Regions from separate parts of the Homo sapiens genome. Here region 2 is linked to region 1. A link is a loop called in an ENCODE intact Hi-C map of the cell type or tissue named here. Cell type or tissue: chondrocyte. All regions are shown on one strand. Each heading gives the region's core, and the rest is flanking DNA. Links, peaks and the distances in the headings are about the cores only.

Region 1 (5,371 bases), core at 1-5,000:
AGGAGCTGAGTGAGGGAGGTAGAGTTGGAAAGGGAAGGATTCCACTTGACAGAGTGGGACAGACTCCTCCAGAGTAGAGCTTGGAGGGAGATTGAAAGTGGAGATAATACTGCTGACACCTCCCTTGAAGCTGAGATGGGAAATGGACATACTTAGAAATTTAGTGACTTTAATAGCCTGGATTTCCCTCTCCAAAACTTTTAGAATGGAAAATCCCATCCCCTTCCTTATATAGTGACTTCTACCCACTACCTTCTACCATTTTCTACTTTGGGCTTAGGATGATGGCCATTATCTACATGTGTTTTCAGCACCTGGTTGGTTCTAAATGGGATCTGGAGACCCAGCTTCTTGGAGATTTTTAAGAGGAAGTATTAACTGGACAAATGGAATGGGCACCAGAAAGAAATACAGGGTCACCCAGAATGGCAGAAACCTAGGTTTCCCAGAGTGGAAAGAGAGAGGAGACATTCAACAAACAAGTATTTATTGAGCGCCTACTATGTGCCAGGCACTGTTCTAGACCCCCCCCAGAAGAAAAAACAAAAAACAAGATAGAGGCAGCAAACACAAATTCTGAGGGAGAGGAAAGGGGCAGTTGAGTAAGACGGCTAAGGGAACTGAGAAGCCTGAGGTGATGGGGGCTCTGCCTTAGGCCTCCTCTTCGGCCTCCTCACCGAAATCCTCCTCCTCTTCTGCGGTGGCATCCTGGTACTGCTGATACTCAGAGACGAGGTCGTTCATGTTGCTCTCAGCCTCGGTGAACTCCATCTCGTCCATGCCCTCGCCTGTGTACCAGTGGAGGAAGGCCTTCCGGCGGAACATGGCAGTGAACTGCTCCGAGATGCGCTTGAAGAGCTCCTGGATGGCTGTGCTATTGCCAATGAAGGTGACTGCCATCTTGAGGCCACGAGGTGGGATGTCACAGACGGCTGTCTTGACATTGTTGGGGATCCATTCCACAAAGTAGCTGCTGTTCTTGTTCTGCACGTTAAGCATCTGCTCATCGACCTCCTTCATGGACATCCGACCACGGAAGACAGCAGCCACGGTGAGGTATCGGCCGTGGCGGGGGTCACAGGCAGCCATCATGTTCTTGGCATCGAAGACCTGCTGGGTGAGTTCCGGCACTGTGAGAGCTCGATACTGCTGGCTTCCACGGCTGGTGAGAGGGGCAAAGCCAGGCATAAAGAAATGGAGACGTGGGAAGGGGACCATGTTGACTGCCAACTTGCGGAGGTCAGCATTGAGCTGGCCAGGGAAACGGAGGCAGGTGGTGACACCACTCATGGTGGCTGAGACAAGGTGGTTCAGATCCCCGTAGGTTGGTGTGGTCAGCTTCAGAGTGCGGAAGCAGATATCATAGAGGGCCTCGTTGTCAATGCAATAGGTCTCATCAGTATTCTCTACCAACTGATGGACGGAGAGGGTGGCATTGTAGGGCTCGACCACGGTGTCAGACACTTTGGGTGAAGGCACCACACTGAAGGTATTCATGATGCGATCAGGGTATTCTTCTCGGATCTTGCTGATAAGGAGAGTGCCCATTCCAGAGCCTGTGCCCCCGCCCAGTGAGTGGGTCAGCTGGAAGCCCTGCAGGCAGTCACAGCTCTCTGCCTCCTTCCGTACCACATCCAGGACAGAATCAACCAGCTCGGCGCCCTCTGTGTAGTGGCCTTTGGCCCAGTTGTTACCTGCCCCAGACTGACCTGGAATGCAGTCAGGAGAAAAGCTCAATTAACAGGGTATGGAAGATACATGATGTTTCCATCTTTCAACTTTTCAAATAATTCCCTCGGATGTATCTTCTTTCTCCTTCACTGTGATATATTCTCCCCCTACTGCCCCATAATTTACCAGCAATAGTAGGCACTACCTCTACCCTCCGTTAGATTTCAGAACACATTTCTGTATTAGCACTCCAATACAACAATCATCTCCTAACTTTTGCTGTGTCCTTGCACCCAAATAAGTTGAACACGATGGTATATCATCTGCTAATATCATCTGTATAACTCACCAAATACAAAGTTGTCTGGTCTAAAGATCTGGCCAAAAGGACCTGAGCGAACAGAGTCCATGGTCCCAGGTTCTAGATCCACCAGGATGGCACGAGGAACATATTTGCCACCTACAGAGAATAAAGTTAAGAGCTGTGAAATCTGGCAGAAGGGAAGGTTTATAGATATACTGGAAATGGGAGACAGCAGGGATCAGAGACTTGTCATTCCAGGTCCCGCCACCAGGTGGCAGCAGACGTCTTTGGCCCCGACGGTGGTTCACGAAAGGGACAAAATGACAGATTCACCCAAAGGGGATAAGGCGTGCCCAGAAATGGAAAGAGATCCCAGATAAGTGGGAGACAGGGAAGGGAACCTGAGCTGCCCGGGCTCCTGCCCTTACCTGTGGCTTCATTGTAGTACACAGAGATGCGGTCCAGCTGCAGGTCGCTGTCCCCGTGGTAGGTGCCGGTGGGGTCGATGCCATGTTCATCACTGATCACCTCCCAGAACTGCCGAGGGGGAGCAACGAGACCACAACAGGTCAAGTCCCAGCCAACTATGTCCCCAACTACCATTTTATTTCATCTTTTTCTTAATTTTTTTTGAGACGGAGTCTCGCTCTGTCACCAGGCTGGAGTGCAGTGGCGCTATCTCGGCTCACTGCAACCTCTGCTTCCCGGGTTCAAGCGATTCTCCTGCCTCAGCCCCCGGAGTAGCTGGGACTATAGGCGCGCACCAACACGCCCAGCTACTTTTTGTATTTTTAGTAGAGACGGGTTTCACCATGTTGGCCAGGATGGTCTAGATCTCTTGACCTCGTGATCCGCCCACCTTGGCCTCCCAAAGTGCTGGGATTACAAGGGTGAGCCACCGCGCCCAGCTTCTTCTAATTTTTAAGACAGGGTCTTCCTGTTGCCCAGCCTGCAGTGCAGTGGTGCAATCACGGATGACTACAGCGTGGAACTCCCAGGCTCAACCGATCCTCCCATCTCAGCCTCTCGAGTAGCTGGGACCACAGACGCGCGCCACCACGCCCAGCTAATTTTTTACTTTTATTTTTTGTAGAAACGTGGCATGGGGGAGGGTCTCGCTTTGTTGCCCAGGATGGTCTCGAACCCCTGACCTGGAGGGATCCCAATTCGCCCACCTCGGCCCCACATCTCCCATTTTAATTCCACAAGCGCTCAGGCCGTTGTTCTAGGGCATGGCATCCCGTGGGCCTGCCACACCCTTCCCCTAGACACTCGCTCCCCCGAGAAAGCCACAGCTTTCCCTGCTCTGGATATGTGCAGCGGGTCCCAAGTGCTCGGTGGGCGGATGGAGGTCGACCACACTTCGATAAGCGCCGCTCTCCTTCCCCCAAGCTGGGCACCGCCCCACCGCGCGGCGCACAAAAGGCTGGGGGTCTGAGGAAAGAGCTGCCGCCGCAGTCGACCACCCCCCCCGCCCTCCACGTGACTGCGGCGCACGCGCAGGTCGAGCCGCCGACAAAAGACTTCGCGCGTGGGCGGGGCCAGGGACAAAAATTCCGCGCGCGAGGGGCGGGGCCCAAGGTAGCGCGCCCCTGCCGGCGGGCAACGCCGCATTGTCCCCGCGCGCCCACGGCGCCCCGGCCCCGCCCCGCAGGGCCCCGCCCTTCTGCTACAACGTAGCAGCCGCACTTCCTCCCGCCCCTCCCCCGCTACACTGTAACCGCGCGCAAAAAAAAAAAATCCCCCTTGGCCTCGGAATTTTTATTCCTTCGCTACATTTCTACCCCTTGATTTAAAGGATTCTTTCTCTCCCATTAAGTCCTGAGGGACTCATTAAAGAAAACCACACACCCCCATTTTCTCGACATATCTGTTCACGCCCTAAAAAAGTCTCTCTTAGGGGCCATGAAAGCAAGTAAAATTAATCCCGTTCTTATTCTCCTTCCACCCAGGAACAAATACAGGACCGGCCCTCTGGGGTCGCGGGCGCGTTGGGGTCCCTGGTCTTTTGTGAAAGGTAGCGCCCAGCGCAGCCCACCCTGGCGCATCGCCCCCCACCCTTGCGCTGGAGCTCTCTGCAGCCGCCCGATGGCCTCACCCCTTCCCGCTCCGGTTTGGCCCTAAGTACCCCGCAGGGGGGTTGGGCGGGATGCACATGGGCAAAACCTCGCCCCGCTTTGTCTGCGACCGTTTCCGCATCTCTCTCCCTGCCCGGTTCTCGGACCGTTAGAAGCCCTTTTAAGTAACATCTTATAAGTCCTCGGTCTTCCCGCCCCCAAACCCGAAGAGCCCTTTTACTAGTTTCTCCAAAATGTGCCTGCCAAGAAAAATGATTCCCAGCTTTCCAAAGGCAAATGCTAGCTACAATTGTTATATATATAAATGTAACAAACTTGAGAGGGGCAAATCTTGATTAAGGATAGCGGGTGCAAATGCCCCACAACCATTTTTTCATAACTTACCTGGATTTTTCCTTGTAAAAAGAAATAAAAGAGGTGTAAAATTCTTACCTTGGCACCGATCTGGTTGCCACACTGACCAGCCTGGATGTGCACGATTTCCCTCATGGTTAAAATTTAATTTTTTTGCTCGCCTCAAGGTATGTATGGGGCAAGAAAATAAGTAATTTTTTTTCTCCGCAGGTCGCAGGCTGGAAGGTTGGAATGCGCCCCAGAGGCTGGAGCAGCGAGGTGCAAACGCGACGGCAGGAAGGTTCTGAGAGGGAGAAAGGAGAGGGGAGGGCGCGGAGGGAAAGCAGGCTGGGCGGGGCGCGCGTGCGCCGGGGCTGGGAGGCGGGAGAATCGGCCCCGCGCGCGGTAGGGAGACAAAGCCTCATCGAGCCTGGCCCTGATTAGTCGATGCCGGTCATGTACCAGGCGTCCATTGGCCTCTGAGCCAGTGGACGAGCGCAGTCCTCTTTGGGAGTTGTAGTCCCCTATTGTTGTCCATGCTGCAAAATGAAGTGACGAATGGGTGGGTACCGGTTTGGTTTTCATGGGGTTTTTGTTTTGTAAATGAAAAACGACCTTGCGCAAGATTCCTTTCCTCTATGCCTGAGGTTTTTGTACAAAAAGTGAGCAGTTCTTGGGGGTACAGGAATTGAGAAGTCTGGGGTTCCAGAAGTTGGGTGGTGGGGAAGACACGCCCTGAAAGCTCCCAGCTGCAGTACCTCTAGGGGAGAAAGGATTGCTTAGTTCAGCGAAAAATGGGGAGAAGTCTGGCACCGTGCTCTGCCTCCCCTGGCCTTTGGTGACCCAAGGCATGAACTTCAGTAAGCTTCTGCTCCCTCAAATACTTCAAGAAGGGAATCGCCCTCTTGCTATTTCCTTGGAAATTTTCGAGCCATTGTTTTGAAAGAGAAACAAAATTGCAGCAAGGGCTTTTCAGGATAGCGAT
Region 2 (5,371 bases), core at 70-5,069, 150 kb before region 1:
TAGGCTTGGAGGGACTGGAGGAGGGAAGAGGAGTAATGAGGCCGCCTCTCACAGCATGCAAGAGGAAGCAGAGTATCAAATGGGAGGGGAGAAAGCAGGGCTCTGCGTCTGAGAGGGAGAGTTAAGGTTCCGACTCAACATCTGGCTTCTCTTGGCTGAGTCTACATCAGTAAGAGGGAGATAATGGTCACTGGCCCAGAGTCTGTTTAGAAGATAATGAGATAGCATCTGTAAGGTACAGGCCCACTGATAAAAGCAACCATCCAAACTCCACTAAACATGATCTCTCTCTGTGGACTTCTCATGTGTCACTTGGGATCTCTGAGTGCCACCTCCCAAGTCATTCCACAACAGTTGTTATTAAGAGTTTGCTTTGAGAGGCCGAGGTGGGTGGATCACCTGAGGTCAGGAGTTTGAGATCAGCCTAGCCAACATGGTGAAACCCCATCTCTACTAAAAATAGAAAAAAATTAGCTGGGTGTGGTGGTGCGCGTCTGTAACCCCAGCTACTTGGGAGGCTGAAGCAGGAGAATTGTTTGCACCTGAGAGGTGGAGGTTGCAGTGAGCCAAGATCACACCACTGCACTCCAGCCTGGGTGACAGAGGGAGACTCTGTCTCAAAAAATAATAATAATAAAATAAGAGTTTGCATAGGGCACCAGGTGCAGTGGCTCATGCCTATCATCCCAGCACTTTGGGAGGCCCGAGTCAGGCAGATCACCTGAAGTCAGGAGTTCGAGACCAGCCCGACCAACGTGGTGAAACCCTGTCTCTACTAAAAATGCAAAAAAATCAGCCAGGCATGGTGGCGGTTACCTGTAATCCCAGCTACTTGGGAGGCTGAGGCAGGAGAATCGCTTGAACCCGAGAGGTGGAGGTTGCAGTGAGCTGAGAATGCGCCATTGCACTCCAGCCTGGGATACAAGAGTGAAAGTCCCTCTCAAAATAAATAAATAAATAAATAAATAAATAAAAATAAAAGAGTTTGCATAGGGCAGGGCTCTGACAGCGAGAGCTATGAAAGATGCATTCAGTAATGGAACCCACTCCCCACCTTCCAGGCCTTTACAATCTAGAGAGTGTTAGGCGTATATATGTAGTCACAGAAGACAGAACACCGTGCTACAGGCAGAGCTGGAAAGGGTCATGGGAACCCAGGGAAGGAGGAGGCCAGGTCCTCCTGAGTGGGACAGGAGACAAGACTCAGGAAGACCTCAGGGAGGAGCTGGAGCTTGAACTGGGCCTTAAGTCATGCTAAGATTTGCAGAGATGAGGCAAGGCCATTCCTGGCCAGAGAAGCGGAGGAGCCAAGGCAGGGAGGCGTGAATATGGCTATGTCCAAATGCAGCCTCACCTGGAAGAAGGGTCCATCCCATGAGTGAAACCAGAAAGGCAGATTTGGAACCTATCATTGAGTAGTTTGGCTTATTCTGAAGGTGAGGAGAAAGAACCTTGGGGTTTTGAGCTGGGAAATGACATGTTTAGATTTGTGTTCTTTTAAAAGTGGTTTTTGGCAGCAGCATGTGGGATGCAGAGTTCAGAGTAATGGCTGAGGGGAGGGAGGAGTTAATCCCACTTTATCCTGTGTACGTCCCATGGTGCTCCCCCTAAGCCTCCAGCCAGGACAGCAGTGCACATCCTAGGTGTTTTACTAGCATTTTCAACCATCCTGTGTTTGCCTCCTCAGGGCCCTCTGACATGAGTGGGGCAGGGCTCTCATAAAAAGAAAACCTTGTAATCCCAGCTACCCAAAAGCTGAGGCAGGAGGATGGCTTGAGCCCCAGAGTTCGAGGTAACAGTAACTATGATCACACCACTACACTCCAGCCTGGGTGACGGAGCAAGACTCTATCGCCAAAAAAAGAGTGAGAAAAAAGAAAACTAGGCCCAGAGGGGCTGCGATTTACCTTAAATTGCAATAGCAATTTAATTGCCACTTAATGGCAAGTGGCTGCTTCCTACCCAGAACTTCCCCTGGATTCCTCCATCTCAGTCTTCCAAAATGGAAAGGGGGATGTAGAATGGCTCCCTGGGCCTCCAGACTGGACCGACCCTGGACCGACCGCTAAGCCTGGTGAGTCCTGCCTCTGCGGAAGCCCGGCCTTGATAAACTTATCGGAGTATTCTTTAGGCCTTATGGTCCGGACAGTGAACAGGAAGGCCACTTGGGGGCGCTTGCTGCACAGGTGACCAACTCCAATTACTGGAAAATGGAAGGAAAGTGAAAGCGGCCAGGAAAGAGATTCAGGCTTGGGCAGGGAATGGCAGGAAGCACCCCAAAGCAGCAGACCCAAGAGAGAGGTCAGAAAGGCTGACTGGAAGCCCAGGGCAGCTGCGGGGCTATTTAGGGTACAATGACCTAATTTGCACATATAGGAGATGTTGTCATTTATAGGCAGAATGTTAGAATCTTCACTTTCTCTTTTCTATTGTCCTTTGCTAAAAAGCCTGTGGAATTCTCAGCAGCGTCTTAGGATCCCTGAGCCTTGCTGTGAGCCAGGCTCTGCTCTCAGCGCTTTCCAGAGCCATCTCATTTGGCCCACACAGCAGTTCTGTGATGTGGCATTTTGAAACATGCCCACTTAGGGTAGAAACTGAGAGTTAGAAAAGTTGCTCTCCATCCCCATCCCCCATACACACACAGTAAATGGCAGATCTGGAATTCAGATCTCAGTTGTTTGTTTATTTGTTTTATAGAGACAAGCTCTCTGTCACCCAGGCTGGAGTGCAGGGGTACAATTATAACTCAATGCAACCTCTCAAGCCATCCTCCCACCTCAGCCTCCCAAATAGCTGGGGCTCAGGCACCATCATGTCCTGTTATTTTTTATTTTTATTTTTTTGAGACAGAGTCTCGCCCTGTTGCCTAGGCTGGAGTGCAATGGCACGCTCTCGGCTCACTGCAACCTCTGCCTCCCGGGTTCAAACGATTCTCCTGCCTCAGCCTTGAGAGTAGCTGGGATTATACGTGCCCGCCACCACACCCAGCTAATTTTTGTATTTTTAGTAGAGACAGGATTTCACCATGTTGGCCAGGCTGATCTTGAACTCCTGACCTCGTGATCCGCCCGCCTCCGCCTCCCAAAGTGCTGGGATTACAGGCATGAGCCACCACGCCCAGCCATTTTTTGTTTGTATGTAGAGATTGGTAGAGATAGGGTCTCACCATGTTACGTAGGCTAGTCTCAAACTCCTGGCCTCAAGCGATCCTTCTGCCACAGCCTCCCAGTGTAATGAGATTACAGGCGTGTGCCACAATGCTTGGCCCAAATCTGAGTCTTTTTGATTACAGAGCCAAAGCTAGGCTGGAGGATCTCAGCCACCATTCTTTTTCCAACTCTAGAGGTCTATAATACATTCTTATCCTTTCTCTCTAGTCCTTGAACATCTTGGAACATTGTCATTAACTCCTCTAACTTCTTTTATCTCCCAAGAACACTGGTGGCCCAAATTATTCTTGTGTACAAAAAATGTACAGAGATCCAAAAATGGTAAATGCTTACCTCAAGGTCACCCTGGAAGTCAAGGTCAGTGCTAGGATAGTGTTCTCAAACTGAGGTCTCTGGACTCCTGAGGACTCGTGAATACCTGTGAAAACTATTAAGTTCCATGTCTAACTTTCCTTAGTAGCATTTGAAAAGTGTTATAAGCATGTTTTGGGTCATTTGTAACTGATCCTGGCCCTGCTTGTGAGTACCTGCATTTGCATTTACCTATTTATAGCTTTAATTGTCTTGGTCGCATTTGTACCAAGTGAAGGCCAGGAGACAAGTTCTAACAAAGATTTCTTAGTAATTTGAACAGACATGAGAAGGGGAAGAATTGAGTCATCGCCAGGCACACAGTGGAATATTGTGCCAAGTGCGGAAGAACCTTCATCAGGCAGTACATGGTCTGTTGCCAGCAGCAACTTCATTTCAGAAAAACACTATTTATTACATTAATGTTAAACTTGTCTTTATACTTTTGTTTGTACCTATGGCTACTTTGCTTTGGTTTTATAACTGCTTAACTACTGAAGCATAAGGAATTCATAGTTAGTTGTGTTTCCACACATTTAAATTATAAAAATAATTTAAGTCCATGAAAATTGTTTTCCTTCCAAAAAGGTCCATCCATACATTACTCAAGTTCTTGCTCTCACAGTAGGTATAAACTAAACCTGGGCCATCAAGAGTCTCCAAGGAAAACTTGCAATGATGGAGTCCCTGTTAAAGGTCAAAAATCTCCCCGACCCTCAAGATCCAGTGCAAGTGAAGCAGCCAGTTGTCTGGGGTAAATACCCGGGGTTTGCCATCCCATGCCAGGAAAATGTAGGACACGGACACACGCGAGGAGTCGCGAGGAGTTTAAGAGGGAAGGTTTAATAGGCAAAAGAAAGAGAAAGGAAAACAGCTCTCTCTCTAGTGAGAGAGGGGACTTCCGAGAGAAAAGGGGCAGCTGGAGGCAGATGAGCCGAATTTATAGTCCAGCTTGAGGAGGCGGCGTCTGATTTACTTAGGACTCACAGATTGGTTTGATCAGGTGTTTGTTTACATAGCTGGGAAGGCTGGCCGCCCCACCCTAAGCTTATTATGCAAATGAACTCTCTCGGAGGGTGCCATTTTGTCGGCTCCTTACTGCACCTGTGGCTGACAGAGAAGGGATGATGGGGCCGCCATTTTGAACATGATTGGCACAACTGCCGTCATCTATGTCTGCAGCCCGATTTTACAGGCTGCTCTTTGTTAGAAGGAAAAATGATTTGGGCCTGCTTTCCATTAAAAGAGAAACCTTACCAAGAACTTCGGTAACCTCACTGTCTACCTAAGTAATTTCTTCTTAACTCCTGTGTCACAAGGAAGTTAGAACCTGGGGTTTCTGGGCTACTAAGAGAGGAAGATGTGAAGGACTGATTCACAAAGTGAAGAAGTCAGAGGGCAGTCACCTGGGGAAAACTCCAAGGACAGTTTACAGGATAGAATCAAGAATTGGCCAGGTGAGGCCAGGCGCCCTGGCTCACACCTGTAATCCCAGCACTCTGGGAGGGCGAGGTGGGCGGATCACGAGGTCAGGAGATCGAGACCATCCTGGCTAACACGGTGAAACCTCGTCTCTACTAAAAATACAAAAAAACGAGCCGGGCGTGGTGGCGGGCCCCTGTAGTCCCAGCTACTCAGGAGGCTGAAGCGGCAGGATGGCGTGAACCGGGGAGGCGGAGCTTGCAGTGAGCCAAGACCGCACCACTGCACTCCAGCCTGGGCGACAGAGCAAGACTCCATCTCAAAAAAAAAAAAAAAAGGCCAGGTGAGGTGGCGCACGGCTGTAATCCTGTTACAGGAAAGGGGTCTCAATCCAGACCCCAAGAGAGGGTTGTTGGATTTCGCACAAG

The links. Peaks named below come from ENCODE experiments on the same cell type or tissue, not always from the same donor. Only the 100,000 strongest peaks of a DNase experiment are listed, where the experiment ranks them.
Region 2: a loop joins it to region 1, with 3 times the contacts of the local background. A loop is called at or near these places in 28 of 110 quality-filtered maps.

The regions. Positions count from the first base shown.
Region 1 is chr6:30,719,678-30,725,048 of GRCh38, reverse strand. It overlaps TUBB (tubulin beta class I), which reads right to left and starts at 4,697. Exons shown (of 4, transcript NM_178014.4): 1 at 4,486-4,697; 2 at 2,404-2,512; 3 at 2,021-2,131; 4 at 1-1,709. The coding sequence starts at 4,542. The coding sequence ends at 652. RefSeq lists an enhancer at 4,173-5,071. In chondrocyte, for the core only: CTCF peaks have their summits at 910 (motif pointing left), 2,013, 2,240 (motif pointing right), 3,559 and 3 weaker places; DNase peaks (open chromatin) are centred at 3,535, 4,100 and 4,778.
Region 2 is chr6:30,874,692-30,880,062 of GRCh38, reverse strand. No RefSeq gene overlaps it. Among named protein-coding and RNA genes, the nearest start is that of DDR1, 7.1 kb to the left of the region's middle. RefSeq lists an enhancer at 2,138-2,639. In chondrocyte, for the core only: CTCF peaks have their summits at 1,956 and 2,168 (motif pointing right); a DNase peak (open chromatin) is centred at 2,152.